Regions from separate parts of the Mus musculus genome. Here all the other regions are linked to region 6. A link is a loop called in an ENCODE intact Hi-C map of the cell type or tissue named here. Cell type or tissue: left cerebral cortex. All regions are shown on one strand. Region 1 has its middle 74 kb from the start of Gm51759. Region 2 overlaps Aig1 (androgen-induced 1). Region 3 overlaps Hivep2 (human immunodeficiency virus type I enhancer binding protein 2). Region 4 has its middle 90 kb from the start of Gm51759. Region 5 has its middle 69 kb from the start of Gm40603. Region 6 holds the start of Aig1 (androgen-induced 1).

The links. Hi-C counts contacts between places; a loop is a spot of excess contacts. Peaks named below come from ENCODE experiments on the same cell type or tissue, not always from the same donor. Only the 100,000 strongest peaks of a DNase experiment are listed, where the experiment ranks them.
Region 1: a loop joins it to region 6, with 3 times the contacts of the local background. A loop is called at or near these places in 5 of 42 quality-filtered maps.
Region 2: a loop joins it to region 6, with 2.0 times the contacts of the local background. A loop is called at or near these places in 2 of 42 quality-filtered maps.
Region 3: a loop joins it to region 6, with 2.2 times the contacts of the local background. A loop is called at or near these places in 2 of 42 quality-filtered maps.
Region 4: a loop joins it to region 6, with 3.0 times the contacts of the local background. A loop is called at or near these places in 2 of 42 quality-filtered maps.
Region 5: it touches region 6 in a loop (2.9-fold over the local background); 2 of 42 quality-filtered maps call a loop at or near these places.

Annotation. Positions count from the first base shown.
Region 1 is chr10:14,198,519-14,203,518 of GRCm38, forward strand. No RefSeq gene overlaps it. Among named protein-coding and RNA genes, the nearest start is that of Gm51759, 74 kb to the left of the region's middle. In left cerebral cortex, a CTCF peak has its summit at 2,052 (motif pointing left); DNase peaks (open chromatin) are centred at 963 and 2,029; H3K27ac peaks cover 523 bases.
Region 2 is chr10:13,772,683-13,777,682 of GRCm38, forward strand. All of the region lies in intron 3 of Aig1 (androgen-induced 1), which reads right to left. Among named protein-coding and RNA genes, the nearest start is that of Aig1, 94 kb to the right of the region's middle. In left cerebral cortex, no CTCF peak of the experiment used is centred here; DNase peaks (open chromatin) are centred at 2,907, 3,553 and 4,611.
Region 3 is chr10:14,096,721-14,101,720 of GRCm38, forward strand. All of the region lies in intron 2 of Hivep2 (human immunodeficiency virus type I enhancer binding protein 2), which reads left to right. Among named protein-coding and RNA genes, the nearest start is that of Gm51759, 28 kb to the right of the region's middle. In left cerebral cortex, no CTCF peak of the experiment used is centred here; a DNase peak (open chromatin) is centred at 2,721; H3K27ac peaks cover 775 bases.
Region 4 is chr10:14,214,451-14,219,450 of GRCm38, forward strand. No RefSeq gene overlaps it. Among named protein-coding and RNA genes, the nearest start is that of Gm51759, 90 kb to the left of the region's middle. In left cerebral cortex, a CTCF peak has its summit at 3,029 (motif pointing left); DNase peaks (open chromatin) are centred at 136, 1,272 and 1,942; H3K27ac peaks cover 3,141 bases.
Region 5 is chr10:14,388,584-14,393,583 of GRCm38, forward strand. No RefSeq gene overlaps it. Among named protein-coding and RNA genes, the nearest start is that of Gm40603, 69 kb to the left of the region's middle. In left cerebral cortex, a CTCF peak has its summit at 2,847; DNase peaks (open chromatin) are centred at 2,064, 2,636 and 2,848; H3K27ac peaks cover 425 bases.
Region 6 is chr10:13,866,046-13,871,045 of GRCm38, forward strand. Aig1 (androgen-induced 1) reads right to left here and starts at 2,912. Exons shown (of 6, transcript NM_001347362.1): 1 at 2,573-2,912. The coding sequence starts at 2,713. In left cerebral cortex, a CTCF peak has its summit at 2,952; DNase peaks (open chromatin) are centred at 2,103, 2,520, 2,879 and 3,572; H3K4me3 peaks cover 1,868 bases; H3K27ac peaks cover 1,689 bases.

The DNA.
Region 1 (5,000 bases), 330 kb after region 6:
GAGTTTAAACTGCTAAAGAAGTGAGAGAGCTAAACTGTGTTCTTGGCTCACTGGGAAGGAGTGTCTTCCTTTCATAAAAACTTTAACATTTCTCAGCACTGAGGGAGGAGCCAAATAGCACCAGTGTTCTCCCAGATGTAAAGGGCATGGTGGGGTCTGTATATAGAGAGAGCATAAAATAACTTATCAGACCCCTACTTTGTGTGTTCAGTGTCAATGGATTACACCCTGAACTGAAGCAAGAATGGCAGAGGAGAAGCCCACTGGATGAATGGTTTTAATACTGTCTGATGACAATAAAGCCAGAGATGCTGGAGTGAGTGGAGAGATGGATCAACAACGTCAAGAGTATTGACTGCTTTGCCAGAGGACCCAGGGTCAATTCCCAGCATCTACTTGGTGAGTCACAACCATCTGTAACTCCAGTTCCAGGGAATCTAAACGCCTCTTCTGACCTCTGTGTGTACCAGGTATATATGCTGTACACAGACATATATGCAGGAAGAACACCCCACATGGTAATTAGTAATAATACTATTAATAAAGCCATAGATGTTGAATATATTTCTGGTGGGAGGCCAGTGGAAATGGGAAACACTGCTGGTGTGCACGACAGGCACTCTCATTTTAGGTCCATGGAACCACGCCATAAAATAGTTCACACAACATTTGTTACAAAAAGAAGCCCAAAGAAATTATTTCTTTCAAATTTTAGGCAAAAGAAACCTAATCTGTACTTTGTGCCAATCACTGTCATGGTGACCCACATTCCTGTGGGACTGGCAGCACATGGTACCTACCCCTGGGCCTTCTCACTTGTACATTGGTCCCTTGCATTTTTTCCCTTATAAGAAGCAGTTTTCAATATCACAGGAGTGGAGAGGGATGCAGCAAGGACAGGAGGGAGGGGCTGAGTTAGAAAGAGTCATCAAAAAGCAAAACAGACAGAGTTGTGTCCTGCAAACACGACATACGGGATTGCAAGACTCTTTTGATGGCCGCGCATATGGAGAAGGGCTCTCACTGCTTACGCTCGCCACTGCATTTCTTCTCCATCCCTTCTGGCTTCCTGTCATCCCTTGCCAAAAGAAATGTTTTTCTGTCATTCTTTGAAATCATTTCAATTCTGTTTTGGAGTGGGCTCCAATTTGTTTTAAGTGCAGGATTTCACACCAATGCGGGAATCAAAACTTTAAAACTTGGGGGTAGAGCCTGAAGAGGAATAAATTCACTCACAGTGATTTTTTTTAAAAGGCCCTCATTGAGATCAAAACGTCTAGGTGTCCGAAGCCTGTTGCAATGCTGAAGATCTCACAGTGACTTCAAAAACTAGTTTGTAAGTCCCTGTCCAGATGTGGCAGTAGTGTTTGTTTGTGTGTGTGTGTGTGTGTGTGTGTGTGTGTGTGTGTGTGTGATTACTTTGCATGTGACAAACATTAAGACATTGGGGATTTGGTAAATTAGCCTTCCCAGCCACCAGGTGAAGCACAAGCATACAGGAGGACTGGGTTTCCCAGGAGAGAGGAGGAATCTTACAGGATGGAAACATGAATCTGTCTAGTTAACTTAGCCATAACTGCCAGTGTCATCTCTGGATTCTTCACCCTCATGCACACAGCCATACGGGTTTATTGTTTGTTTATTTTTGTTTGTTTGTTTTTGTTTTTTAATAGTTTTTTTTTTAAAGAAGAGGCCATCTGAAATGTTGGAAATTCGGAAATCTAAAGAAAGAACATTGTGCGTCAAAGATTCTAAGCTGTACAACCTGACTCAATATGAAGCACATGTTAAGAGGGTATGACTTTGGACAAAAGCCATGATTCTTCCTTCCCTGTGACCTGTGGGTCACTTGAATGCCTGTCTCAGGCAATGTCTTAGGGTGGAGCACGAAAAAAGAGGCAAATTTCTGGGGGCCACCTGGCTCATGAGGATAAAGATAATCTCTAATAACTCTCAATTCTTCCAAGCAATGCCATTGGGAAATTTCTTCTGGAGATGACCTAGCCTAGATGATCCCAAATTTTTGTCTTCCTGCGCCCCCTAGTGTGGGATGCTTAATATTTCCTGGGTCACAGGGTTAATACTGAAAATCTGTCCATTCTTAATTACCCTCTTTGATGAATGAGAGACTTAGAGGAGAGATAAATTAAAAATAGATTAAAGTTGAGGAATGGATTAGATTAGCAACTGTGAGAGTTTCAGGCTACACTTGTTTAAGAAGGGAATTGCCTTGATATGCTCAGGGCCAAGCTGTAAAAAAGGAGGCAGAGCTGTCATTGGGTAAATCAGAGTATATCAGACTTAAAAAGCATGCCTGCCATCATCAGGGGACCTGGTGAACGTATAGATTTTTGATTGTTTCTGCATGGGCCCTCCACCTCTGTGTCTTTATTACAGTCTCAAGGGAGGTAGAGGATGCTGGTCCATGGATGACTCTTTCCTCTATCATGCATGGCGGTGGCTCCCCTCATGCAGGGCCTTTGTGGCTCCGCCAACCCTTCCAGGAGTCCTCAGCCACTGTACAGTGGTTCCCCGAATTCATTTCATTTCAAGAACTTTCAGGTTGCTAGCTAAGTTTTCAGAACCCAAGAAGAATTTACCAGCAGAATTTACTGCTTGTAGCAGTGAGTGGCTCATCGCCAGCCATATATTACCTTAAGATTATTTGGGTAGTTTTTTTTCATCTATTATTTGCAGGCAAATGAGCTTTTGTACCATTTTGTTCCTTCTCTGAGTCCCTCACAGTGCAGGCCATATAGGAGATCTCTGTAAAGTGAGTGGGCAGCTTTCTGCTGTAGGCTTTGTCTCAGAAGTATGTCTGATCTCCTTGTAAAGAGTGAACTTTGAATCTGAGGGGGCAGAGGACAAAGGGTTGGGATGGTCTTGGGGCATCATAAAGGGACTCTCCCTATCATAACTAGGGAGAACTTGGCATCTTGTAACATTCATGATAAATATTCTTTGGCCTTGGACCTTTTACCCAAGAGCCTCCTTAAGGCCAAGGGTTCTTCTTCTTTTGACTTCTACTGAAGTTCACATCATAAACACTCTGTGTGAGACCATCCAGACTTCCCAAGCAGAGAAAGAACAAACCAAAGTGTTACGGAAACAGCACACACTATTAAAGAAAAAGTATTACATACTTTGGAAAACTAAAGGTGAAAATTTCAACTCAAGATAAAGTTATGTCAAGAGAGATTTGAAAATCTTTTTCTTTTTCTTTTTCTTTTTTTTAAATCTTCATTGTGATGGGTCATTTTATTGTGAAAGATGCTTACTGTGAGCTCTACCATGAGAAATGGGCTGTGGTGCTGAGGGATAGGCCAGACACTCAAGGGATGAGTGTGTATCACAGGTCAAATGCCCAGTGAGTGTGTATTACAGGCCAGACATCCAGTGGATACATGCGTTTCACAGACCAAGTGGAGGAGGCTATCCCACAGGCCAGATATCTAGTGAATGTGTGTCATAAGCCAGACATCGAGGAGATGAGTGTGGATCACAGGGTGAAAATTCAGAGGATGAGTGTGTGTCCCAGACCAGAGACCAAGTGTGTGAGTGTGAAGCCTGACTGAGGAAGATGCTGATGCAGGCTGTTTCCTGTAGCACTGAGTGAACTGGCTGTTCTAAACTTGCATCTCTTGTTTGCCCATGTAGTGAGTACATATCATGTGAGTTCTTTTGTGATTGGGCTACCTCACTCAGGATGATGCCCTCCAGGTCCATCCATTTGCCTAGGAATTTCATAAATTCATTCTTTTTAATAGCTGAGTAGTACTCCATTGTGTAAATGGACCACATTTTCTGTATCCATTCATTTGTTGAGGGACATCTGGGTTCTTTCCAGCTTCTGGATATTATAAATAAGGTTGCTATGAACATAGTGGAGCTTGTGTCCTTATTTCATGATGGAGCATCTTCTGGGAATATACCCAGGAGTGGTATTCCTGGGTCCTCAGGTAATAAATAATATGTCAAATTTTCTGAGGAACCACCAAACTGATTTCCAGAGTGGTTGTACCAGCTTGCAATCCCACCAGCATTGCATTTACTATCTACAGCATTGTCAATATTGGCACTCATAGGCAGAGCAGATGATTTCTGAGTCTGCTAACAAACTATAGTTATTTTAATTACCAGATTATTGTCTTGACCATCAGAAGTATCAGTTGAGGGAGTTAGTACCTATAGAATAGTCATAGTACCTGCCTTTCTATAACCTCCTCCTTTGGCATCTCTGTGAGTTACCAGCAACTTTACTTAAGTATCTCCAGTCAAGAGTACAACCATCTCTTGTTGTAAAGCATTTTCTATTGTTAGAAAAATAATTTGCCTTCACTGTTATAATTTTAGAAGCCAAGCGTAGAAGTGTAAAATTGAAATTGGGACTCTCTTTACCACTGTCCCTGAGTCAAGCCCCACTGACAGTTGGGATGATGTTCCTGCATCTTCTAGAATCTGCTCATGTGTTGAGAGCAAAAGTACAAACACTTACATTTTGAAAATGCATATTGAGTATAATTTAACGTTAGAGTGATCTTCATTTGTCAATTACTTTTTCTACAGCACCACTTTTAAATGTCATATAAGCATATTTAACTTCTAAATAGTTCTATTAGTAGGACCTTTTCTTTCTACCAAATACAAAATTTCTCCTTGTTGTTTGCCCTCTGAAGTCACAGCTGGTAAGGTACCAAACTCCTCTTCCCCAGGTTAGCTTTCAAAACCACGAAGAGGCGCTCATGCCTCCGGGAATCTATATTTTTTAAACAATTTTTAAAATAAAAATTTAGTTAAAATATAATTGCATTATTTTTTTCCTTTCCTCCTTCCAATCTTTCCCATGTCCTCTCCCTCTCATATTTGTGACCTCTTTCTCTTTGATTATTATTGTTACACACACACACACACACACACACACACACACACACACACACACACACACAGAAATACAACCTGCTATATTTATTGAACGTTGTGTGCACACGATTTCAGGGCTG
Region 2 (5,000 bases), 93 kb before region 6:
TGTCTCTTATAAAGTTCTACTCAGGGTAGAGAGATGGTTCAATGGCTAAATGCTTGCTGAAGAAACACGAGGACCTGAGTTCAGATCCCTAGTACCAAGTCAAAGCCAGACTCAGAGGTACCCATCTATAACTCCAGCACCAGGAGAGAGAAGAGGCCAATCTCTGTGACTCATCGGCTAGCTAGTCTAGCCAAAACAGCAAGTGCCAGGTTCAGAAAGAGAGTCTGTCTGAAAAACAGTATGGAGGAACAGCCAGAGAAAGCACCCCAACATTTGCCTCTGGTTTCACATATGCTGGACAACAGAGCCCACCACCAGCCCCTCCACATACATGCATGTGTACACCACCCCCTCTTCAAGTTTCCCTTCATTCTGGTGACATTCATGGGGAAATTTGGAAGTATTTGCCATAGTGGAGTAAGATATGGATAATGTAGCAGTGGGACAGATGGAGAGACTACGTTGCACACGTAACGTAATTTAACTTAGGTCTTGAGCCATTCCGCTTGATTGTGGGAAACGTGAGTGGAGCAGAGTTGAGTCGAGAATGGTATAGCACAGCTTGACCGTGTAGAGTATGCATATAAAAGCCAGGCTGTCTGGCTGTGTCATTGAAAGGCTTGTTGTGTAACTATGTGATCTTCGGCCACTTTGCCTCTAAAACTACAGGCAGGAAATGAAATCCAATTGTTCACTATTTCTGTTAAATTCTAACTTAAGCACAGTCAACTTGACACTCTAGTTCCCCTCCCTCTTCCCAATTCCCACTTCTGCTTTCCTTCCCCTGCCCCCTCATGGAATATTAGGATCTAAGTCCTAAGAAGGGACACATGCACCATGGCACAGTGGGGGAGCACTTACGGGTCCATCATTGCCCTTGGCTCTCTTGCTCCTGCTCATCCTTGTCGGACTTCTACCCACACTGCTCTCCCTGGTGACATTACTTGGCACAGGGAACCTCATTAAATCTGTTGATGGCGTACTCTTACCAGGACACGTAGGCCCTCTGTTCCCCTCCCAGGACAATCTCTGGGGAAACCGTGAATCCAGATCTTTCTATCCTCAACCCATCCTAAACACTCTGCTGTTGAATGTTGTTTCATGTTTGCTTCCTTCCTGAGAATGTTCCAGAATTCAAGATCCAGATCCCCTGTACCATGGGATTTCCCTGACAATTCTGATGTTCGTAAAGGTGGAGGCAGGCGTAATAGCAGAAATGTGTCAGTGAGGCTGTGTATAGACTGCTGGGGAAATGAGTCAGCTGTGTTCTGGGTCTTCCTTTCTGATGAAATTTGGGAAGCCTGCGGCCATGTTATTGGATTTAGCATTTGAGAGCCCAGGAGGCTAGCCACCAACCACCTCAGCCATCCTGGTACTCCACCCTCCAATCTTCATAGACCCAGAAGTAGAAGTGAAGGAGAGGAGGGCCCAAAGCATCTAAACAAGAGATTCCTCTGCCAAGGTCTAACTGGTCAACCCCGGGACAGGAAGGCTGTCCAACGTCATATTTTCTTCTCCCGAAATCTTCTGCTGATGGGACTGAAAGGCTGTCCTCCACAGGGAAAGAGTGTCTGTTTGCCTTTCGAAAAATTGTCTTATTATTAAAAGGCACACAAAACAAAACCCCAACTCTCCAATCTCTTGAGTTGTAAGACCTGATTTCAGAAGACGATAACCAAGAATTTACCCATTTTCTGCGAGTAGCTTGTACCTTGAGCTAAAAGCCTTCTGGACATGAGATAAAAGGGAACTATCAAGAAGAAAAGAGCCCAAAACAGTGGTTAGAGTTTTGGAAGAGAAACCCGGTCTAACTACACTGATTTGGGAGTACTTATTTTATTCCCAGAACTCTACTAAAAACTGCTACTAAATTATATTGGTGGTACATCTTACATCAACAACACAACCTCAGCAAGGTAATGAAGACACTCAGAGGTTGTTTCTCTGCAACACAGCATTACGAGTGCCATAGGCTGAATTTGGAGCCTGGCTTTGCATTAGCTTCTTGCGTGGGCCAATCACCAGCTTCTCAGGCCTCAGTTCTCGATTATGGCGACATAATTAACTCAGGGCTTCTTAGGACTTCGGTGAGCTCACTCGGACAGTGCCCTGGTGCACGGGAAGATCCAGGCATCAGCAGTTAGGTTTGATGTGGAAGAAGATGTAGGAAAGGGGTAGGGACATCACTAACTACATTTACAATACCTTGCTAGCTCCCAATGTGGTAAAAGAACTTTCTATTTCTCTAAATCATTGTCTTTCCCAAGAAAACAGCCTCATGTGATGTGGGGGAGGGGAGGGGCTTTAACTGCATTCCCCTTCTGTCCTGACGGAATTGGAAGAAAATGACCTCCCATTCCTCACCAGACAGCTGCAACAGATTTCTAATTTCTAGACAAGAAGAACATCCACATTTCACGGATTTCTGTGGCCCACTGGAATTGGTGCTATTGCCACATGTGGTTGCTTATTCACCATAAGTAGCCCACAACTTTCTTTTACAGCTGGTAGTTCATAGCCAGCTTCACCTTTGAAGGAACAGGTCATGGGTGCCTGTATCCAACTGCTGGGCTACAGTGAAGTTACATCAGAAATTCCTATTTTTCGGGACTATATATACAACTCAGTTATATTAAGGAACATTCTGGGCAAATAACATTACTAAAGCCATAGCTTTTGCTCAGGGCATCCCAGTGGGGTTGTAGAATGGAGTTTCAATCTTTGTAAACTAATGATTCTCTCTGATGGCTTGAGTAGCAAAGGAGATGGTGATGGTATTTACTGAGACAGACAGCAGGTTTGGGAAGGGCACAAGGGTCCATGTTTCAATTTTGGATGTTGCATATAAAATGTCCTTGAGTAATCCAATGGATCATTGCGACTCATACTTACATTCCCAGCTCAGAGGGGAGGAGGTGGTAGCCCAAGCAGGGTGACTGTTGTATGAGGCCATCTTGAGTAACATGGTGAGTTACAACCCAAGTGAGTTCATGCTTCAAATATTTTAAGAAAGTGGAAGTGTGCAGTGTGGTGCCTATGTGTGTGTGCAGGAGTGCGTGCATGTGTGTGTGTGTGTGTGCATGACTGCTAGGAAACTGGGTTGGAGCCTAGCCTTGGTCCTGTGAGTATTCTATGGAGGAGGGACCTACAAGGAAATTAGAGTAGTCTCTAGAAGAAAACCAGAGACACTGTTGTGGAAGAGCCAATTAAGTTTTTAAAAATTGCACAGAGTCAAGAGATGTAGGAAATACTGAATAGCACAGCAGCACTTAGCATGGCAGTCCCTGAGAGTTCTGCCCCTCAGTCCTGGTAAAGAGAGCTGCTGGATGGTTGTGAGTCTAGCTCTCTTGCTGTCCCCACCCCCAACCTCCAAATCAGTGCTATATTCCTGCCTCAAAGGAATAAGGTAAAAAGAGATGGAGGGGGGACATGTGACATCCTCCTCTGGTCTCCATGGACACACCTACATACCCACAAATATAGTACTGAGAACTCAGTGTGTGAGTGTGAGCAGGGGCAGGGGAGGAGAGTAGAGAGATTCTTATACCCATGACTCACACCATCGTTAATGTCAACTGAAATCATTACATCATTTCCATTGTGATGCAGTCATCAGGACTCCCATTTGCTAACAAACCTGGCTTTCAAAGCAATCTTCCCCCCAGTCTCGTTAGCAGCAAACTCATCTGCCTCCAGCTTCGGCTATCAGCTTCAGCCATCCACCACCCACATCAGCCTGTACATCCCAACACTGTGAGAGATGTTTGTTTCATCAACAGACTCTCACAGCTACAAGTCCCTGTACAAGCATCAGTCTTGCAAAGCCTCTTCCTTATTTACTGTCTTGTTTTTAAATGAGACTTCTAGGTACTCATAATAAAATCCCCGTGCCTGTGTTGGCTGTCGGCAAGAGGCCTGCTCATGATCTTTGGCCAGGAGCCTCTCTCTTGGTGGTCTCTACCCAGACTTTTCTCTGAACCACCTGCATCGGTCAAAAGCTTACTTTTCCATCACGGTTTAGAACATCCTATCCAAGAATCTTTTGTTGATCTTTTCAGTGTGATGTGATCTAACACAGGCCTTCTAGTCTATTTTTCTTCAGTGAGGTTTGAGGGAATGTCTTATCGTCTATTCTAGATTCTATTCACCGAAAGGGGCCTCATCAAACTCACCTGGCATCCCCTTTATTACTACACGGAGAAATCAGGAAGGTTTTATTTAATTAACCCAAAAGCAAACTGTTAACAAGTTCTTTCTATAAAAATAAAATCGATGAGCACAAATATTCACTCAGAAGAACAACGCCCTGAAAACTTTAGGAAGGACTTCAATGGAGTTCATACGAGGTCAGTGAACACCGAAGCACAGCCAAAGATTGTTTTTATTTTTTAGATCCAGAATTTCTTTAACTTCTATTGCAGAATGTTTCAAATATACATAAAATAAGAAAGAATAGCTTTTTCCCCAGTACCCTGCTTAAATCAATAACATGTTCCCCATTTAATCTATTTTGTCTCCGTGGCTTCTTTCCTTCCCTTTTCTACTTCATGTGTTCTGGAACTTTTTTATTAGCACCTTCATCAAGGAGTGGGAAGGAAGTATGTGTCAAAGTCTGTCACCGCCCCACAGTGGCTCTTATTCCCTTTCCTCTAAAAGGTACAACTACTGGCACTTAAGAATGCTACTTCTTTGACTCCCCTACTGTGTCGTATCTGTGGAACCAGGCAACTCTGGTGAGCAAAGGTGATGTGCAACTTGGGATGCTTTCTTCTTTCACATGCTCCCTACAAATGGCTTGTACAAAGATGATGATAAAACTTAGAGGATCCAACAGCAGCCAGATGAGAGAGCTGGCTCTAGAGCCTCATGAGAAAACATGGGCTACCAGCCTCCAGACCATCCATGTTGAACAACTGTTACTCTAAGTCTGTTTCAACTGTTGAGCTGATATCTGAACAAAGAGAGAAAACACTCAGCAATATTGGGACTACCATGTTCCA
Region 3 (5,000 bases), 230 kb after region 6:
CAGGCTCTTGGTTTGCATAATTCTCATCCTCACAATACACTGTAGTGTAGGCATTGGTACCCCATAGGGAGAGGGAGGCATGAGGAAATCAATGTAGAGAGGGTAAGATGTTCCTTTAAGATAATAGCTTAAGTAAGCCACAGAGCTGATGTTCCTCCACTATGTGTTTGTCTGACTGTGGGACAAGTTCTGTTCCCCTACAAGACTAAGAGTGAATCTCTGTTTATTCCCAGTGATTGCATGTGGTACATAATAATAAAATTCATAATGTTGGCTAAGTCTCTGTAAAATAAAATACTAGACCCCTGCCACTGAGAGGCAGGTGTTTGGCAAATAGCGTTCTAGGGATAGTAAGTTGCTGAAGAACAAGAAAGATGACTCGTGTGCCCCTGTAGATGACCAAGGAAACTGCAGTTGAATGCTGGGAAGTGTGTTCAGCATTGAGAGGGAAGGCCCAGGGTCTTGGGGTACAGTGTGAAGATGGGAATGTCCTCAGAAGAGAGCAAGAGGAGATGATGCCTGAGTGGAGTCTTGCAGACAGAGTAATGGCCTTCATTATCTCTGGCAAAAGGGCAACTGTTAAATCTGAGAACTTGGTTTGGGAAGCCAACCTTGACAATGGGTACAGCCTCAGCCATGGCCATTTAATGCATTACGGAAGCCAGCGAATCTCAGTCTGTGAGTTGCAAGCCATTTGGAGGGAGGATCAAAGGACCCTTTCACAAGGTCACCTAAGACCATCGTAAAACACAGATATTTACATTATGATTTATAGCAGTAACAAAATTACACTTATAGAGTACAGTGAAAATTTTATGGTTTGGAGGTTCGCCACAATGTGAGAAACTGTAGGAAAAGACTTCAGCATTAGGAAGGTTGGGAACCACTGTGTTAGGCACCATACTACTTTAAATATTTTAAGCATGTATTGTGTGAGGTGTTGGATTTTGAGAGGGGGTACACAAAGGGGCTACACAAAGGTAGTTCAGCCTTCCTGAGCCTTTTATTCTTAATAAGAAAGGGGAAAACTGTATTTGTGCATTCATAAAAGAAGACAGAATATGGAGTTTCCTAATAAAAGATAGATGTGCGATGGCATATTGACAGGGGAATAGTTATTAACAGCAGACGGACTTACACACCCAACCACTCATCCATCCGTCTATCATAGTCATCCGTTCCGTCTGCCACGTAGGCAACATACACAGACAGAACATTCATTATGCACCAGGTTTCAAGGGTGTGTCTGGCACATACACCAATTCTTATGTTCATGTTGTTTGTAATAGATCATGATGGTCATGAAAAAGAAAATGAACAGGGCCCCATGCTCGTATCAAAGCACAGGGGTGGGAAAGACTGTTTGTGCTTGAGCACCATGCTTAACCATTTTCCTATAGCTGCAGATGCTAGAGTAGAAGATGGAAGACTAGGTTGATTGGGCAGGAAACCGTACAGTAAGTACTAAAGAATCAACAGGGGTAGACCTGAGTTTTGGAACTTCTGTGAGAATGGAGCATCACTGAAAGATTTTGAGAAGAGTGATGAGTTCAGAGATTCATCTTTAGGTAAGCCCTGTGGTTGAAGGAACAACATGTGATGAAGTTTCCTGAACGACTCCAATCAGTTTTCCTAAAACTTGACCCTCTGGGCTTGGAGCAATTAGTCAGCATTTATATTACTTAGAATATATTTATTTTTATTATTTTAAAGTGTGTGTGTGTGTGTGTGTGTGTGTGTGTGTGTGTGTGTGTTACCTATGAGGGTCAGATGCATTAAATTTCCTTGAATCTGGAGTCATAGGCAGTTGTGAGCTTCCTAGTATAGGACCTGGGAAATGAAACCAGGTCTTCTGCAAGAGTGGTACACAGCCCTAACTGCTGAACTACTCCTCGTGCAAGCCCAGAAGGTCTCAACCTATGGGTCACAACCCCTTTGGGGATGAAAGGCCCGTTCACAGGAGTCACCTAAGACCATCAGAAAACACAAATATGTACACTATGATTCATAACTAGCAAAATTACAGTTATGATTTAGCAACTAACGTAATTTTATGGTTCATGGTCACCACAGCATGAGGAACTGTATTGGAGGGTCTCAGCATGGGTGTTCTTTACCACAGCTGCCTTCCAGTTAGCACACATCCTGGCTGTTGTGTAGTCTCCCTCCTGACTTGAACCCACATCCCTTCAGTAATCCCCAACACTGTGTTATGGCTACGATCAGTCTTCTGTAACGTATGTGCACACCCAAAGCATTATTGTTTGGTATATACGATTACAATGCTGACCTTCTTATTAGATGATGGGTATCCAGCCACAGATTTGAAGTGGGCTTTTCCTTCTGTGTATCTCCATGGTAAAAAGCAAAGTTAGTTTGTGTCATTTCAGTGTACAGGGATATTTCTAGGACTACATCAAGGCACAGTTTGACATGTCACTATCTTTGGATGATACGTAGGACCTCTTCCAGAGTCTGGCTACATGAGGCACCATGCTTATCTTGCTTCGTGTGCCCTGATGGGCCCCAGTGCAAATAAAGTGGAGAATGTACTTGAGGCACACAAACTGAGGATTTATTTGGCTAAATAAAGCATGAAGGGGACGTTGGCCTTAGCTGACCTTTCTAGTCCATGGTTCCGATGCCTTAGCCAAGCTGATTCTGCCTACAACCTACCCCTTGCCAGCTCTTGGCTAGTGCTGTATTGTTCTGCCACCTGGGTAGCTCTTCCCTCCAATCTCTGCCATTTAGAGTCTTCCTGAGTCAGCTTGTCAAGGGCTGTATTTAACATCACTGTCCTTTGCTGAGCCAACTTTGATTACCACTACAAGAAATACACACGCTCTCCCTGTGAATAACTCTAATGCTTACGAAGAGTAAGATCGGGGGCTTTGTGGTGGGGTGTACCTGGTTCCCATGCCAGCTCCTTAAAATCACTGTGACCGTAGAACGTTATTTAACCACTATAAACCTTACATGAAATTTGGGAACATACCATTTGACTCCAGAATTATTTTGAAAAATAAATGAGGTGATGTATTTAAAAAGTTAAGCATATTGCCAAATTATATGTGTTCAGGAAATACTAAATTTACTTCTGTCTTCTCCGGGAATACATCCCAAGGCCGCGTCCTATCTCTTACTTATCTTTGTAGGTTCTTTCCTATAAACTTCTCTGGAAGAGACTGTCGTAGGTCATGGAACAGAACAAATATTTTGTATGTGTTCATATACCTAAATATGATTTCTGGATTGGGGAATGAACTGTGTATGGAAAGGCTCTATGACAAATTCAACTTCAGGCTTTGGTTATAAAGGACAGTCCTAGGGGGGTGTGTTCTGAATAAGCTGCACCCGGGAGACCCTTGGAAGATCTCTTCCTGGAGAACTCAGCTCTACTTGGCAAGCCCTGGAGGAGAGAAGGTTCTCACGGCCTATCCACTCCCCTCTTCCATGTCGATGAAGAGCAAGGCCCGTGGAAAGATTCCTGTGTTAGGTGGAGGGACTTCTGGCACCTCACCATGATGTTCTCAGAGGGTGGCTGGAATGTCGGGGCAGGGAGCGTCTTGAGAAGGAGATGTTCTTCCAGCTTGCTTCCCTAGCTCTCTGTAAGAAGCACAGCCTGTCCTCTTGTGCAGAGACCAGCTAGAAGAAGTGGCCCAGGGTGATGCACCGTGTACTTCCGGCCCCTTAGGCTCTTCTAGAGCATTTGCTGACATTACCAGTCCACCTGCTACACCTTTGCTTATGGCCCATCTCATCTTGTCAGGTGTCCACTTGGCATTTAATTCATCTTAGAAAGCAGATAGCCTCACTAGATTTTACTGCTATGCTGTTAAGGGGTTTCTGCACATGTATTTATTTATTTATTTATGGATAAGGGTGGCCCTGATGAAGTCTGACTGGAAGGATTCATCTTGTTAAACTCTATTCAAAATAAGTATCTGGACTAATGGCTGGGAATTTCTGTGCATGAAGGTGGGAGCGTCATACATTCAGGTACATGCTGTTAGTTTGCTTTTCTCTCTCTCTCTCTCTCTCTCTCTCTCTCTCTCTCTCTCTCTCTCTCTCTCTCTCCCCCCTCTTTCCTGTCCCCTCAGACCATCTTTGGAATATTCAGTTTGTATGTCCTTGATGGGCTGGACAGAGCATCCAACCTTCAGTCAAACAGCTTTTATCTTACTCTTTTCTTGATACCTTAAACAAAGGTCTCCTAGTCAACCCAGGCAGAAGCGAGCCCAGACCTTTCAGCCATTATGCTGGGCCAGCTTAGTTTCTTCTTCAGCTGACTCACATTGAAATCAGAATTTCACTCTCCATTTGACTCTTGGCCACTGCTCTTCTTGTTTCTTCGCCAAGCCCCTCCCCCCCATCTTCATTACCTGCCCCTGAAGAAAAGAGCTGTGAACCTTGATGTTCTTGACATTTATCTTGGGATCAGGCTAGGTCAGGAAAGCATGAGCCTCACTGTACCGTGCCCCTTACAGCCTCTATGTTGGTGGATCCATCAACCTGTTTTAGCACCTGTGTAACTTTTTTTTTTTTGTCTGCAAATTAGTAAAGCTGTCCAGGCCACGCCATGTGTGATATTTATAATTATTCACACGTCCTGTGAGTTCTTTGCTACTAAGGCATGACTGCTAAGTCTGTGAGCAAATTCTTCCAATTAAAATCTGTGCTTGCTGGATAAAAATAAATTGGCGTTATGTTTCCATGTGCAATTAAAGTCGGAGCCTGAGTTCTGTACACCGTGTCATGCACAACTGGATGCAGGAATGAAAAGAAAGTGGAGAAGCAGGTAAACTTTTGATACTCCTACCTTAGGGATCCTACAGTGGCTGAAATCTTTGTGAGTTCAACAAGTTTGTATGAAAAGGAAAACGTTTGTGTTCCTTCTGTCCTTCAGGAATCTGCCTGAGAAGGCATAAGAAGAGAAGGCCCTCTAGGCGACTTGAGAAAGGTATCCTGGCCTTTAATGCCGAAGGAAAGTATCTGGCCTT
Region 4 (5,000 bases), 350 kb after region 6:
CTAACCGGGAACACAGCACACAGAATCCAACTTATGCAGTTGAACATGATTGCTTTGTACCCAAATCATTGCTCTTTTCAAGACCAAATTAGCTGCCTTGCTGATGGAGGGTGTCATCTTCTTTCCCATGGTACACACAGTCACAGTTCTCCTCTCCACAGAGAGCGTGGGGATGTGCATGTCTACTCCGCTCCATATGCTCCAACATGCTTCCCCTGCAGCTTCTAGGAAATGCCCCTTGTTTCATTTTAGACTGTCTGTGGGGCTACACATCCATTTCACCTTATCTGTGGAGCATGTGGGTTATAGAAAGGAAACCAAAAGGTGCCAGCTCCCTACAAAAGGAGTTCTCTTTCTTGTGGTTTCATTAGCTGTAAATACCATCTCTGCTTTAAGAACAGGGGCTGAAACTGAGGGTCTGTATGGAGAAAATAATTTGTTAATTTCTTTCCCATGAAAGAGAAGCAAAAGTTGTTTCTCTGTGAGACCAAGTGCACGGTCTTCATCCTGGTTTGGCTGCTCTCCGTGAAGGGACAGAGGGCTCTGGCCATGCCAGGGAATAAGGAGATCAGCAAGACAGCAGGCTTTTCCTGGATGAAGACCTCAACTCAAGAGGAGGGTCAAGAGGCGACGTAGGTTGCAATTCACCCTAAGGTCTGCACTAACTGGAGTGTAGGCCATAAAAGAATAGGCGCCATCATGGTCTTTGTGGTTCTTGCTAGAGGTCTCCATAGAAGGTAAAGTGTCCCCGAAGCAAGGGAAGAGCCCTAGGGGTTTCACTAGGGCTAGTTCAGTTAGAGATGGGGAATGCATTCCCCGAGTATTAACAACAATGCCACCTTTCAAATATAGACATCAAAGGAGACCTGATGGGCCAAATGGTGATTTCTTCAAGAAGGGTTCTTTAATACCATCTCTTCATTCTTAGGGAACCTGAAGGAAGAAAGAAAGAATAGCAAGAGCTTTAGTTTCCTCTAAAGGAAAAAGGGTAGGTATGAACACACCCTGAATTGTGGGTCTGGGATGGGACTCTTACCTTTCTGTCCTGCTGAACACAGATGGAGATATGAATGGATCCTTCCTATGCTACTGCCTCGCCTAGAACCTGGTCAGATCACAGGAAGGAGAGTTGGGCCAGAGAACAGGAGAGCCAGGCAGCAAGGAGGAGTCAGAATGAGATGAGCACGTCTCATGCAGGCCAGGGAGTCCTCTGTCTCCCTAGCAGGGCTGGCCTATCAGCTCTGAGTGTTCCAGAGTTAGTGTAAGGCTGGGAGCCAGAAGGGAAACTGCAACATGACTCAGTGTAGGCAAGACAAGAAGAGCAAGTGGCAAGCCAGGCAGGAGTCTAGAGAACCATCAGGACCAGAATCGAGAGGTTGCATTTTGATGCTTAGAAGAACATAGTCCAGTACAAAACAACAAACAAACCTCACGGCTCTGAAGAGGTGACAATTGTGACATTGACTTAACATTTCTTAGTAGACAGGACAGGAATCCTTCCTCTTCAGGTCCCAAGAGTTTTCCGATTCTCTTGGCGAGGAGACCACTATGAAGCAGATTGTGGACTTCCAAGTAGAATTAAAATAAACGGGAGCAGCTCTCTGCTAGATTTTTCAAGAGCCCTTTGCAAAGGGGAAAAAAAAAGCAGCCAATGTGTAATTGAATGCCAAGATTTATCTGGATTACAGTCCCATCATCTTGAAAAGATTCAGGTACGGTGTTGGACTTTGGAGAAATAGTGCCCCTATTCTCCATGTGACTTTGTCCCTTAAGAAAGGCGATATTCACTTGGAAGCATGTGATTCCGGGCAGAGCAGGGCTGGGGAGTGTCTGCTGGTTTCCTAGTCATTCTTAAATTAAGGCGCTGCAATCTGTTACATAAATCTCTATTTTCTTATTTTAGGTTCAGCCAGCATTTTGCTAGTGAATAAATCAGACATCCAGATGTCATCTCTCCCTGACTAGATATAAATCACAACCACAAGGCTCATTAGGTTTGCCAAAATTGCTTCACATGTCAACAAAATCTAACGTTAGTGCCCAAGATTCGTCCCTCCACACTCCCAGCCCCCATGTGAGGAAGAGAGAGATCATTATGGGAAGGCATCTGAGAATATCCCTTCCAGGCCTGGCGATGAGCAGCGAAACCCTCCCCCAGACCTACGGGCTTCAGAGGGCTGAGAGCACCCCTTGCTCAGCGGCCAGGAAGAACAGCTTCTGGAACCCTGCTTTCTCTTCTCACAGGAGAGGTTGTACCCAAGTATTACCATGGGCCAACTGCTTCACAGGACTGCAAGTAGGAACTGAGTGCAGTTTTCCATTAGCGACCTCCCTTCAGCTGCTGTATAAGGAAGGCTGCACTGGAAAGAGGAAGCACACATAGAGCCTCCACACATGTTTCTTCCATTCCTTCTTCAGAGGTCTAGTGGCCCTGCCAACCCCTGCCTCCTCTTTAGGGAGGTGCCCTAATCCTGGGCAGCTGTGTTGCCCAGGGAAAAGGGTAGGGCTTGCACAGGTTTGTTCAATGTGTTTTATGTGTGAGGCCCAGGAGGGACCAACATCGATTCTTCCTACAATATATCTCTCCCAGGACTCAGTCTCATGGGTACTTCTGAATTTCAGGCAGATGAATGTATACTTTATTTCTTAGCTCAGGAGTCTGTGAGCATTTGGCTAGCTCTGCCTTTGCAGGGCCGACTCTCTCCTCTTTCCTTGCAGAGGTTACTCATTTCGTGGGTCTTTGGCATGACTGGTTTTTTTTTTTTTCCTCTGCCTTTAGTGTATTTCAACTGTTGGTGTGTCAGGACTCCTTACTGGGAAATCTTCCTCATTGTTCAGTATTGTACACTCAGTGCCTTTTATGTATTTAATCATTATGAGTTAAAACGATGGGGAGGCTGGAGAGATGGCCCAGCACATAAGAGAACTTGCTGGTCTTGCAGAGGACTTGGGTTTAGCTTTCAACACCATGCACCTCACAATGCCTTCTAATTCAAGTTCCAGGGGAATCTGGTGCCCTCTTCTGGCTGCCATAGGCAACTACATACATGTAGTGCACATACAGACATGCAGACACACACAAGGAAATGGAAATTTGTTAGGAAGTGTAGGAATGAATAAAATATGGCTGAGACATCATGATTATATTACATTCTAAACAAAGGCTGGAGAGCTCCAGGTAGAGAATGACATGCTTCCAAGAGGACTTAGCAAAATATTTCCCAAAGTCACATACATATGGAAGAAGAAATATCTGACCTACCGATGCTTAGCAAGAGAGACATAAAGTTTGAAAGTGGCAAAAACTTAAGTTCAAACTTCCTGCCTGAAAACGAATTTCCTAATTAGGAAAAGGCACGTTCCTACCTTTCTCTAATGTCTGTGATGAAATACATAAAACTGTGGCTCAGACAGAGCAGGCTACAAATGTCACAGTTGCTCCTTCATCAGAAGGAAAGTCAGGGAAGCCAGTCAGTGTTGCCTTTCCTGTGGCTTAGCCTGCCCACTGTGGCTTTCATTAGGAGTACATAAATAATTCTTTAAGACTGGAAATCCCGCCAATGTTTTCTACCTCAGGAGGATTTTAGTGGACAGGTTAATGCGTTAGTTTGGATGGTCAAAGGAGACAGAAGGAGCAGAGGGACGATCAGCGGGTAAGTTAGAGAAATACCGACTTGAAGCACAGAGTTCGGCTGCTTGGAAACCTAGGGCGATCATTCTTCCCGCGGGCATTTTCTTGCTCTTCAGTTACCTCACCAGGAACGCTGCCATTACAGATGTACCAGTTTGGTAAAAGGGGATCCCAATACTTCTCAAGGAGTAATTTGTTTTTATGTTTTGTGTGAGATTAAAGCCATTTTATGGTTGATTTTTATACATCTTCATAAATTCTTGAAACTTTTTTTCGTAAGTCTTAAGCCCAAGATGACAGAGCTGAGATCTTTCTCCCTGCAGTGCTTGCTTGCTACAGTTAGTATAAAAAATTCCATTCACTGGTGTCACCCTCTCCCTGTACTGTAGGCCGAACACAGATTGGAGGCTTGTTCACCACAACAGTTTCAATACCTGAAATGCTAACTGACATAGATTGAGCTCCCCCAAATATTCATTGGACATTTGGATGGATAAATAGAATCAAGCGGCCTTAAGTGCTGTTTAGACTTAAATGGAATTTATTGTGCCATGATATCCTTTTGTTCTAGTTTGCTCTCTGACAAGTGCAATTTGTGGAGGGACAGGTTGGTTTTAGCCTACAACCTATCACTGAGGGGAGTCAGAGCATGGACTGAAGCAGGAATTGCAGCAGAAGCCGTGGAGAAATGCTCCTGGATCTTTAGGTCAGTGGTTCATGCTCTGTTAGCCCTTCTGACACAGCTCAGCATCACTACCTAGGAACAGCCCTGCCCTGTCCACCCACCATCAATCAATGCAATGGCTCACAGACATGGCCACATGCCAGCGGGGTTGAGGAAGTTCTTCAGCTAAGGTTCTCTCTCCTAAGGGGACTCTAGGTTGGAACAGGTTAACAATAAAAACTGACCACTCCACTTGTGTATGAATCTACAGGTTTACTGTGTAGCTCTCTAAACTGCATTGATGCTGTTTGAAGATTTACAAATGATTTATTTCATTTAGAACACCAAAAATTCACAAAACAGAGAGTCTGTTGAGAGCTGAATTCACTGATGTTTTTTAAAGCTTGCTAAAATTTAGGCAACTAGAGGGCAAACATCTAGGCATTCTTTGAAGATACTAACTTAAGAGGCCATGACTTCTGTTCCTGTAGGTCTCAAAAAGACAGGATATCACATGGGTTTTAAAAACTAGACTGGCCACTATTTAAGGATAGAATGTACATTTTTTTCTTTTCTCTTCTCTTCTCTTCTCTTCTCTTCTTTTCTTTCTTTCTTTTTTTTTCTTTTTTTTCTTGCAACTGGAAGTCAACACATACACACGCACACACACACACAATATTGGTTGAGTTATAGTTAGCTGGAAGA
Region 5 (5,000 bases), 520 kb after region 6:
AGTACCTACACCCCTTCTTTGGAGAATTTTTATGTAGGTTCCATTATATAGGCATGATGAATTAACTAGGCATTGACCCCTGAATTAATCTCCAGCCCCTTTCCCTTCTCAGAAATTGAGGGTATGGACAGAGCCGAAGATGCCAAACCTCTGATGCCATGGTTGGGTCATCTGGCAACCAACCATTCTATGGCCTGAAGCTACCTAGAGGCATTGAGCCTCCAGTCAGCTCATTACCATAGGAGAAGAGACTCCAATCCCCACTGCAGAGATCCCAGAGTCTTTGAAGCTCTTGTGCCAGGAAATGAAGACTAATGCCAAATGTTATAACAAAAGGTGCTCCCAGACTACTGTTATCCAGGACAGTGTGCAATGATTTTATAATTAGTTTAGAAATGATTACCAGGAACTAGAAGCAAAGACTAAACACACACACACACACACACACACAAACACACAAACACACACACAAGCATAGTGCTAATTTGTTCATCTATTTTTCCCAAAAAAGTCTCATATAGAGCTAGAATAGAACAATCAAAGCCAAAGGTACTTTGGTGGCAAGGACATGTAATTCCAGCTACTTGGGAGACTGAAGAAATGGGACTGCAATTCTGAGGACAGCCTGGCCTATATGGTGGATTTGAAACCATTCTGAATAACTTAAGAGAACCTTATTTCTAAATCAATACTAAATGGAGATCATTTAATTGGAGGTGGTAGTGAGTGCTTACCTAGCCTCTACCAAGCCCCTGGTCTCAATTTCCAACATCATCAAAAACATTTTAAATTTATTATATATTTTATTATTTAAAACAAAATTTAAATTTAAATATGTCTTTGGATTATATTCTTCCCCTCGCCCAAGTTTTTCCATATCATCCCCCTCTATCCACCCAACTTTCAATTCTTTCTCAACTAAAATACAATAAACAATCCCCCAACCAAGCAAACAAAATAAAACAGCACCAAAAAAAAAAAAAAGAAAAGAAAAGAAAAACTAAACCAAACCAAAACAAACAGCAACAACAACAAAACCCCCAGCAAACTGCAACCAAATAAAAGCACATTGAAAGACAAACAGACAGACAAACAAACCCAACAAAATAAAAAACTATGGCAGGACCAGGTTGCATTTGGCTTAGTTGTTGGCTGAGGGGGTCCCAGGGAGACTCCCAAACAACTGAGGCTGATGCACAAACAGAGGGCTGCTCTCTGCAAACTGACAGCAGGGCCCCAGTGCTGAGCACAACAGCAGCACTGAACATTCACACAGCTCAGTGAACACGGAGCGGTCGAGCTGGTTCCTCCATGGAACCTTCTCCCTGACTTTCTAGTCTCTTTGTTGTGGGAGGGTACTCTTCAGGTTACTGAAAGAGAAATATGGACACCAACCCAACCGGAAAACCTTTGACCTATAATCTGTCCTGCCTGCAAAATGTGCTGGAGCAAGGGTGGCCCAGAACTCCTGGGAGTGGCCATCTAACGTCTGATTTAGTTTGAGGCCCACTCCACTAGAGGGTCCCCGTGAAGGACACTGGTCAGGAATTGGAGACTGGATAGTCCAGAGACCTAGGGTAGAACCCAACTTGACTTGCCAAAACCAAAACCAAAACCAAACGAAATAAAAATAAACAATAAAACGAAAAGAAACAAAACTCAAGAAATGTTTCCTTTTAAGATTCTGCTGTGCTCATAGGTCTATGCCGTTTCTAGGCATCATGAGAGAGGCATCCACTGGCAGCGGGTGGGAGTGGATGCAGACACAGTATGTGGAGAGAGAATCTAAATTGGGGGTCTCCATCATGTCCCACCCCTCAGAGCTCAGGGAAGCCAGTGGAAGAAGTAGAGGCAAGATTGTAAGAGTCAGAGGGTCTGAATTCAGGACACCAGGAGAATGTGGTCCACAGAATCAGCTAAGCAGGGCTCAGAGAGACTGAAGTGGCAAGCTTGGGGCCTGTGTGGCTCTGCACCAGATCCTCTGTGTATGCGATGGAGCTGTTAGCTTGTTTTTATGAGACCCCTAACTGTGGGAGCAGGTGTATCTCTTGACGTTTTTGCTTACTTTTGGGACCTTCCTATTGGGTTGCTTTGTTCAGCCTCACTGTGAGGCCTTTTGCCTTGTCTGAGGTAGTTTGTTTTGTTATATTTGGTCATTGTCTCTTAGAGGCCTGGTCTTTTCTGAAGGGATCAAGAAAGGGAGTAGGTCCTTGATGGGTGAAGGGAGGGGAAACTGTTTTGTTGGGATCTATTGTATGAGATAAGAATCTATTTCAATTTAAAAAAAGAAAAGGAAAAAGAAAGGAGTTTTAGCCGTATTTTGTTTCTCTTCCTTTCAGTACAACATTTTCTCTCAGAAATGTGATTTTAAGCAAGTAGGGAAGGGCAAAATGAAATTTAAAGAGAAGGTTGGACATTTCTCTTTTCTTCATTTACCATGCGCGTTCACCAAAAGCACGGAGCAAACATTTCGGCTGTTTGATCAAAGATTTCAAGGCTGACCCCACGCAAGAGCTGAGCAGTGCAGTATCTAGCATCACCAACCTTGCAGGATTGATGCAGAACGCTGTGGTCTAGGGCTGTTAGTCTATTGTTAATAGGACAGTGCCATCTGCTGGTGATGTAAATATTTACAGTCGCCTGCCTGAAATTGATATCCTTGAGGTGATGAATCCTGTTTGTTATAGTATTACTTTAACAGTACTTAGAGAATCAAAGTGAGGGATAGTATCATTTCATTGTCTTATAAAAGAAATCCTCTTACTATTCCGTGAGAAATGACAAGGTCCGTGCCCTCACCAGAGACAGCCCAACCATCCAGAGAGTGCCTGGTCTTTAGATGGTTTGCCTTCAGGCTGAAGGAGCTGAAGGAGGGAGCAGGGCGTCACCCAGTGGACTCATATAGCCATGGCAGGAATGGAAGGATGCAGTCCGTGTTTCACAGTGAGCTCCCCAAACCTTTGAAGAAACAAACCCAGGTGTCTCTAGCTATCTAGACTGCTGTCCTTTTAAAGCAATATCTTCTCTACCAGACGTTTCCCATTGATTAAGGATTGGAAGACAGGTTGCTGACAAGCGAGGCTTCTCCGGATTTTATCCGCTGTCGTTTCTGGGGCAAAGTACCACTGAAGAAGGGACTTTGCCACTGTGGTTAAACCAAACCGTTGGAGATGAAGGCTATCCTAGACCAGTGGTTCTCAACCTTCCTAAGGCTGTGACACTTTAACACACGTCCTCATGTTGTGGTGACCCTCCCAACCATAGAACTATTTGTGTTGCTACTTCATAATTGTAATTTTATGACTCTTGTGAATCATAATGCAAATATCTGTTTTCTAATGGTCTTAAGCGACCCTTATGAAATGGTCATTCGACCTTCAAAGGGGTTCACTGCCTATAGGTTGAGAACTACTTAACTATAACACTAGCATAAGCACTTGGCGTGAAGTGCAGGGCTTTTGGTTTTTTTGCAGCACTCAAATGGAAGATAGGGTTTTGATCATCCTTACCAAGGGCTGTATTCCAAGTTACAGAAGTTGTTTTGTGCTGGACATATTATTACTGTTTTTATTATCCTAAGACAAGACTATCAAATCATATGCTATTTATAGAATGGTAGAGTAGAGAGTGTACATGGGTAAATGAGGTTTTTTCAATAATTTTAGACACTAAGGACATGACAATGTGATGAAAGCAAAGGTCACACGGGGTGTGAGGGAATGCCAGGAAATGAGGCAGACATATAGGCAGGGAGGGGGACACAGTGACAGCCAGTGTGACTTAAGCAGGTGTTAAGAAAGGAAGAGAGAAAGGTCATGCTAGTGTCAGAAACTGTAGACTACAAAAAGGACAAAGTGAAAATCTTAGGAGAAGTCCTATGTGCAAAGCTGAGCCCAATAAGGCAACCTTGCATCTGGAACATGCCGTGGAAGCCTGGGTGACATATTGCCGAGCCTCTTGTCTTGAACTTTCTATAGCAAAAGGGAATAACGACAAGTCTCATGAAAAGTTTCCCTGTTTAAGTTCTCCTCTTCATCTGCAAATGTCTGTCATTTGTTTAAAAAGTCACCTCAAGTGGGCGACACACAGTTGAAATCCCTCCCTGGAGGGTTTTACGTCGTTTGGTTTTCTGTGATGCTGGCTCTCACTGTACAGTTCAGGCAGCCTTTGACCTTGTGCAATTCCTGTTTCTGCCTCCTGTGGGTCAAGACTGTACCAACCGTGGTTGGCAAAGACCTGAAGCTTCCTTGTATTTGTATAGGGACTCCGAGGGCTTACACTGAAATCTCTAGTGTATTTATTGTTTTGTTTAGGGATAATTACCTCTATAAACACTACTATTAAGTAAAGAGTGATGGGACTAAGTCTTGGAGAGCTGAGCATAGTTCATGTACAGCCATAGACCCAAAGCATTATTATGTATTTGAAAACTATGGTGGGTGGTGGTGGAAGGAGCTTCCTTTAGCTGCTGGAGTGTACTTAGCACGGTAACAGACACACCTTCACTGCCCTCAGCCTCCGGTAGAAGCATGCAAGGTTAGGCAGAGCATCTACCTGGACATTGTCTGCTCCCATCTTTGAAAAGCTGAGAGCAGAGCAAGGGAGCTTTGAATAAAAGTAGTCCCCGTAGGCTCATAGGGAGTGGCAGTATTTAGAGTGGGTGTGGCCTTGTTAGAGTGGGTGTGGCCTTGTTAGAGTGGGTATGGCCTTGTTGGAGGAAGTATATCACTGAGCTGGGTTGTGAGGATGATCAAGTCAGGCCTAGTGGCTCTCTGTCTTTTCCTGTTGCCTTCAGACCAAGATGTAGACCTCTCAGCTCTTTCTCCAGCCCCATGTCTGTCTACACACCTCCATGCTTCCTGCCATGATGATAATGGACTAAACTGGTGAAACTGTAAGACAGCCCCAATTAAATGTTTTCCTTTATACGAATTGCCTTGGTCCTGGTGTCTCTTCACAGCAGTAGAACTCCTAAGATAGCTAATTGGTGCTTTGTATTG
Region 6 (5,000 bases):
CCTTCTTGTAAAAATTGTGACAAGCAAAGGCCCTCTTTGAAAACTGCTTAGAATCATCAAAATTGCCCAGTAGGAGTAGGTAAAGTTTACTCACTGCCATTTAAAAACACAGAGGAATGTAAAGTTATACAGGTAGCTTCCATTAGGGCTCTCTTTTCAGGTCCTCACAGGGGTCTGACAGATCGGCTGTTTGTACAGCTGTACAGTGCTCCAAGGACTCTAAGCCTTTAATAGAAGAATAAGGCTCTGCATGATTTGTGGAATATACTTCAGAGGTAGTTTCTCTCAGGAACTACTAGTTAAGTGTAATTATTCCATTTCAACCAGGAGCCACAGACTGTGACAAGTTTGAATGACTGGATTAAGACTCTAGATAAACAGAGGGCTAAAACGTAAGAGTGAAATGAAGTTTCAAACCTGAGTTTAATACTGGGCTACCCGGAGAAAATCTGTATAGTTAAGTGCTATTATAAATGGGTCCAACAATTGCATACGAAAATAGAAAGGGCATGGCAGCCTGCCAAACTGACTACTACCGTTTCAAGTCACATGAGGACTAGTGGGGGGAGATTGTTTCTTGTGATCCTCATTTTCTAATCCATAATAGCCAATGCCAATGTAAAGCATTGAGTTAACCTACACCCCCAGTTCCTGATGACCTCTCACCCAGTGACCTGCTTTCTCCTCCCCCACAAGAACCATGAAAGGCAAAGGCCCAGAGGAATGGTGTTCATAAAAGCTATGGCTCCATCTTCGGTCACACTCAAATGACCAGCTCAGGGGAAGAGCTGATTCAGGAATGAGAGAAGACCTTGATACAAAAGGAGTTCTGCTCGCATTGCATCCCAAAGGGTTCTGAAAGCCTAGGCACTTTTTGTTTGTTTGTTTGGTTGGTTGGATTTTGGTTTTGTTTTGTTTGGTTTTGGTTTTGGTTTTGGTTTTGGTATTGGTTTTTCAAGACAGGGTTTCTCTGTGTAGCTCTGGCTGTCCTGGAACTCACTCTGTAGACCAGACTGGCCTCGAACTCAGAAATCCACCTGCCTCTGCCTCCCAAGTGCTGGGATTAAAGGCGTGTGCCACCACCGCCCAGCTCACATTTTTTTTAATAGTATGTGGGCATCACTAATTTAAGTTCACTCTTAAGAAGATTCCTGGTGACTTGTCAGCATCCTAAATGCTTTCTATGCATAACTATCAGAGCCTTGGGGCTACTGAAGATTGAGTATACTCTGTATATGCGAACATCTGCTTGCTGTACCACACATCTGGCAAAGCCAGTCTCCACTGACTAGCCAATCAGCCCATCCAGGCAGGTACTCCCAGAGTTAGCCATCTATATGAAAGCTACAAGAAGCTGAGAGCAAAGTCCTATCATGTGTTCTTCAGGTGGGCAGACAGTAGGAGGAAAAAGACGCTGGTAGGGAATGCATATATTCAGACGGAAGTTAATTCCAATAAGAAGTTGAAAAGCCCAACTCAGGCAGGCAACACCAGGCAGCCCTTTGCCTAGAGGCAGGTGGGAAAAGTTGCGTATATCTTATATATTGAAAATAGAAGGTTTTTTGAAAACATCTACCTGTATCTCTTTAGGCATCTTACACCGACGGAACGATATTCAAATAGGTTCAAATTTGTCAAAGTGGAGGGTCAAGAAAATTTGTGCCAACCTTGTGATTGCACCAAGCTTATGCATAACCTCAGAGTCTTTGCGTTCCAGGAGTTGATTGTATGTTTTTCTCCGTGATCTTTTAATTGCTTGTGTTTCCATACACGACCCTTGTTTGATAACCTTTGAATGTATTTATGACTTAGTCTTGGTGACTTTTCAAAGCTCTACACCTACCCCAAGTCATTACAAGGCATTGTGCCCTCTGATTATCTACAGGAGTGCTTTCGGTACCCAAGGTATAAAAACTTAAAAATAATTATCGTTGTCTGCTCCTCTTTAAAATTATCACGTGTCAACAGAACAGATGATTACACAAACTGCAGGCTTTCAATGTGAACGACTAGAAGTTCAGTAGTTGCCAGGTGGAGCCTCACCGTGAACTGCTCTCTCAGTGTTTCTAGAAAGAGTTTTAAACAAATTGTTGACAGTGGGCAGAAAAACATGTGCAAGGGTTTTTTCCTATGGGGCGATTTCCCTCCTCCGGAAGGAGGTGTGTTTGTGTGTTTCTAAGCCATGCTCCATGGAACCAGACAATACTCATGTCTCCTTTGGGTGCTGCAAGTTTACCTTTGCATGTGGTTCTGGAAAACACTTCGGTGGAGAATTAATCTGAGGGCACTCATGATCGGGGCCAACAGATGCTTTTGGTGGCACAATCCTATTCCCTGGTCACTTCTTAGAAGCAGGCCTGTGCCCGTTTGGCTGTACTCCCATGTTTTCCTCCTCTACCTACCAGGTAAAGGTGAGAAGGGCATCCAGGCCTTCAGTGGAGCCCAGCGTGGCTGTTGGTGGCCAGCACGCGTTGGTGCTCCCGTGACACACACACAGGCACAAACACGCACACACGCACAAACACGCACAAACACGCACGCACGCACACGGGGGTGCAGCCCACGGCCTTACCAGATCAATGAAGGTCAGGAACTTCCAGCTGCCTCCGTAGGTCTGATGCGAGGGCATTTCGATGGCCTTGTAGTTGCACAGGATGGAGCAATAGGATAGCAGGATTGCTACCCGCAGCACCTGGCAGGGGACAAGCGCCATGTTCGCGCGGCCTGGCCCCGCCGGGCTGCTCGTGGGGAGGGCAGGCGAGCTGCTCCGCGGTGCCGGGCGCCGTGGGAACCGGGGCGCGGCGCGGCGAGGGGCGGAGCGCAGGAGGCGGGGCGCGTCCCCGGGGACAGTGGCGGCGCCGAGCGCACCGGAGACCTGCGCGGGCGGGGCGGCAGTGCAGCCTACGCGAGCTGGCGGCCTGGTGTCATCTCTGGCGTCATCTGCGTCATTCTGCAGCGGCGTTCGTCGTACCGGCCGGGCGCCCCCTAGGCGGTCCGCGAGGTCCACCCCCCCCCCCCCCCCCCGGCCTCCAAGGTGGGAGCGCCTTTCGGGCAACCACGGTTCCAGACGGGAAGGACCTGACCGAACCGGTCCGGACCCGGCATCCCCGGGCAGCTGGTGCTGGCTGCCATGGCACCAGATGGGGTCAGAACGTGTAAAGCCACACACAGTCCCCCTCCAGTGACACCCATTACTTAGGATTCAGTTGAGGGTTTAATGTTAATGAGCATTTATGACTGTGAAGCCCCTTATAAATTTCACAAGGCTTTAATAATTTATCAGTATGCACGAGCTTTGAACAAATTCTTTTTTAAACTTTTTATTACGTCTTGTGGGTATATGCATGTACCACAGGACAAACGTGGAGGCCAGAGGACAGCTCAGGTGTGAGTCCCCTCCATCGAACTCAGGTCATGAGGCTTGATGGCAAGCTACTTTAGCAATTACTGACCAGGGCAAGTTTTATAAATAGAAATCTGTGCTGATTGCCATGACTGCTACGAGACAGCATTCCATTTGAAAGTCAAACCACCCGGAGGATGTAAACCTCACCCACGCATGTGTGATTTAATACAAATCTTTCGGAGTTAAAATTCCTTTTGCACTTCGACATTTCCCAACCCACCTCCCTTATACTACCGCACCAGAGCTGAATGGGAGGAAAGTAAATATAAACTGGATTCCCTCAGCCTTCCAGTAAATGTTGTCACAGGGAAGTTGCAACAGTCTGTGGGCAGAGTAGGGTTTTTGTTTTCTTTTAAATCATGATCATGTTTCAACCAACCAGATAAAGGGTCCGGTTATGAGAAGACCACATGAGTATTTCCTGTGGATCCATTCAAAACAGGTGTCCCATTCAAATAGTCTCTGAGTCAGAGGGTGTGGTGGGAAGGTCTAGGGGAAAGCATAGTCTCAGAGGTAAAGAGAAGCAAACAAATCCGACTCGTAGTTTTTTCCACTCCACTAGGGAAGAGAGCCACTAGGTCTTTTTAATTGACATAATTATGCTGAAAGAAACTGAAATCACAAGATGATATTACTAGCATAAAGCATTCTTCACTCAGAATTTATGAGTTCATACTCATGTTTAAACAGGATCTATTTGCGTGTGTGTGTGTGTGTGTGTGTGTGTGTGTGTGTGTGTGTGTGTCCTTAATGAATGTTCATATAATTACAAGAAAAAATGAATTTACTGAAGCCCTCTCACTTGGGCCTAATGAAGTTTTATAAAGTGATGTGATATTACAAAGTTTGATACAACCCTCCTACTTTACATTTGAGAAAGTAGTTCACAAGATTTCTACCCATTCCCATAATTATAAAGTATTGTTTTATGAAGCTATTTAAGAGTTTACTATGGAGAATTTTTGAATAATTACTATGACATCAAGAGTTCTGTTGCTCTCCCTGCCAATCCCCAGAGGGGTGTTTTGAGACGATTTTAACAGACTTGCTTTCATTATCTTGATTGATTATCTTCTTGTGAGATGATTTTGTGTTTTTAATAATGGAACATTTTATATAAACCTGGGCTGAAATTGTGCTTCATTAAAAATGTCAATCCCAGATTCTTGAGATTCTTGATCATATTTTCATAGCGTGTTCAATGGGTTTCATTTTGCTTTATAAAATATTTTTTAAATTCTCATTTCCTGTTTTGCTTGCATTTATGTCTTTGAGGGTATTGCGCCCCCTGGCACTGGAGTTACGGACAGTTGTGAGCTGCCATGTGGGTTCTGGGAATTGAACTTGGATCCTCTGCAAGAGCAGTCAGTACTCTTAATCACTAAGCCAGCCCTCTCATTTGCTTTTTAGTCCATGTCTTAGCATCTTAGTCATGACTGACAGGTATTCTCTGTGGGGTGATAGTAACCTGAATATTAATTGTATTTTCAATGTATCAAGGACAATATGGCATGGACTTTAAACTTCACTCAAAATGCTGTTCCTTCTATGAAACAGATTATGTATTTGTACCTACATGATTCCACACTGGATT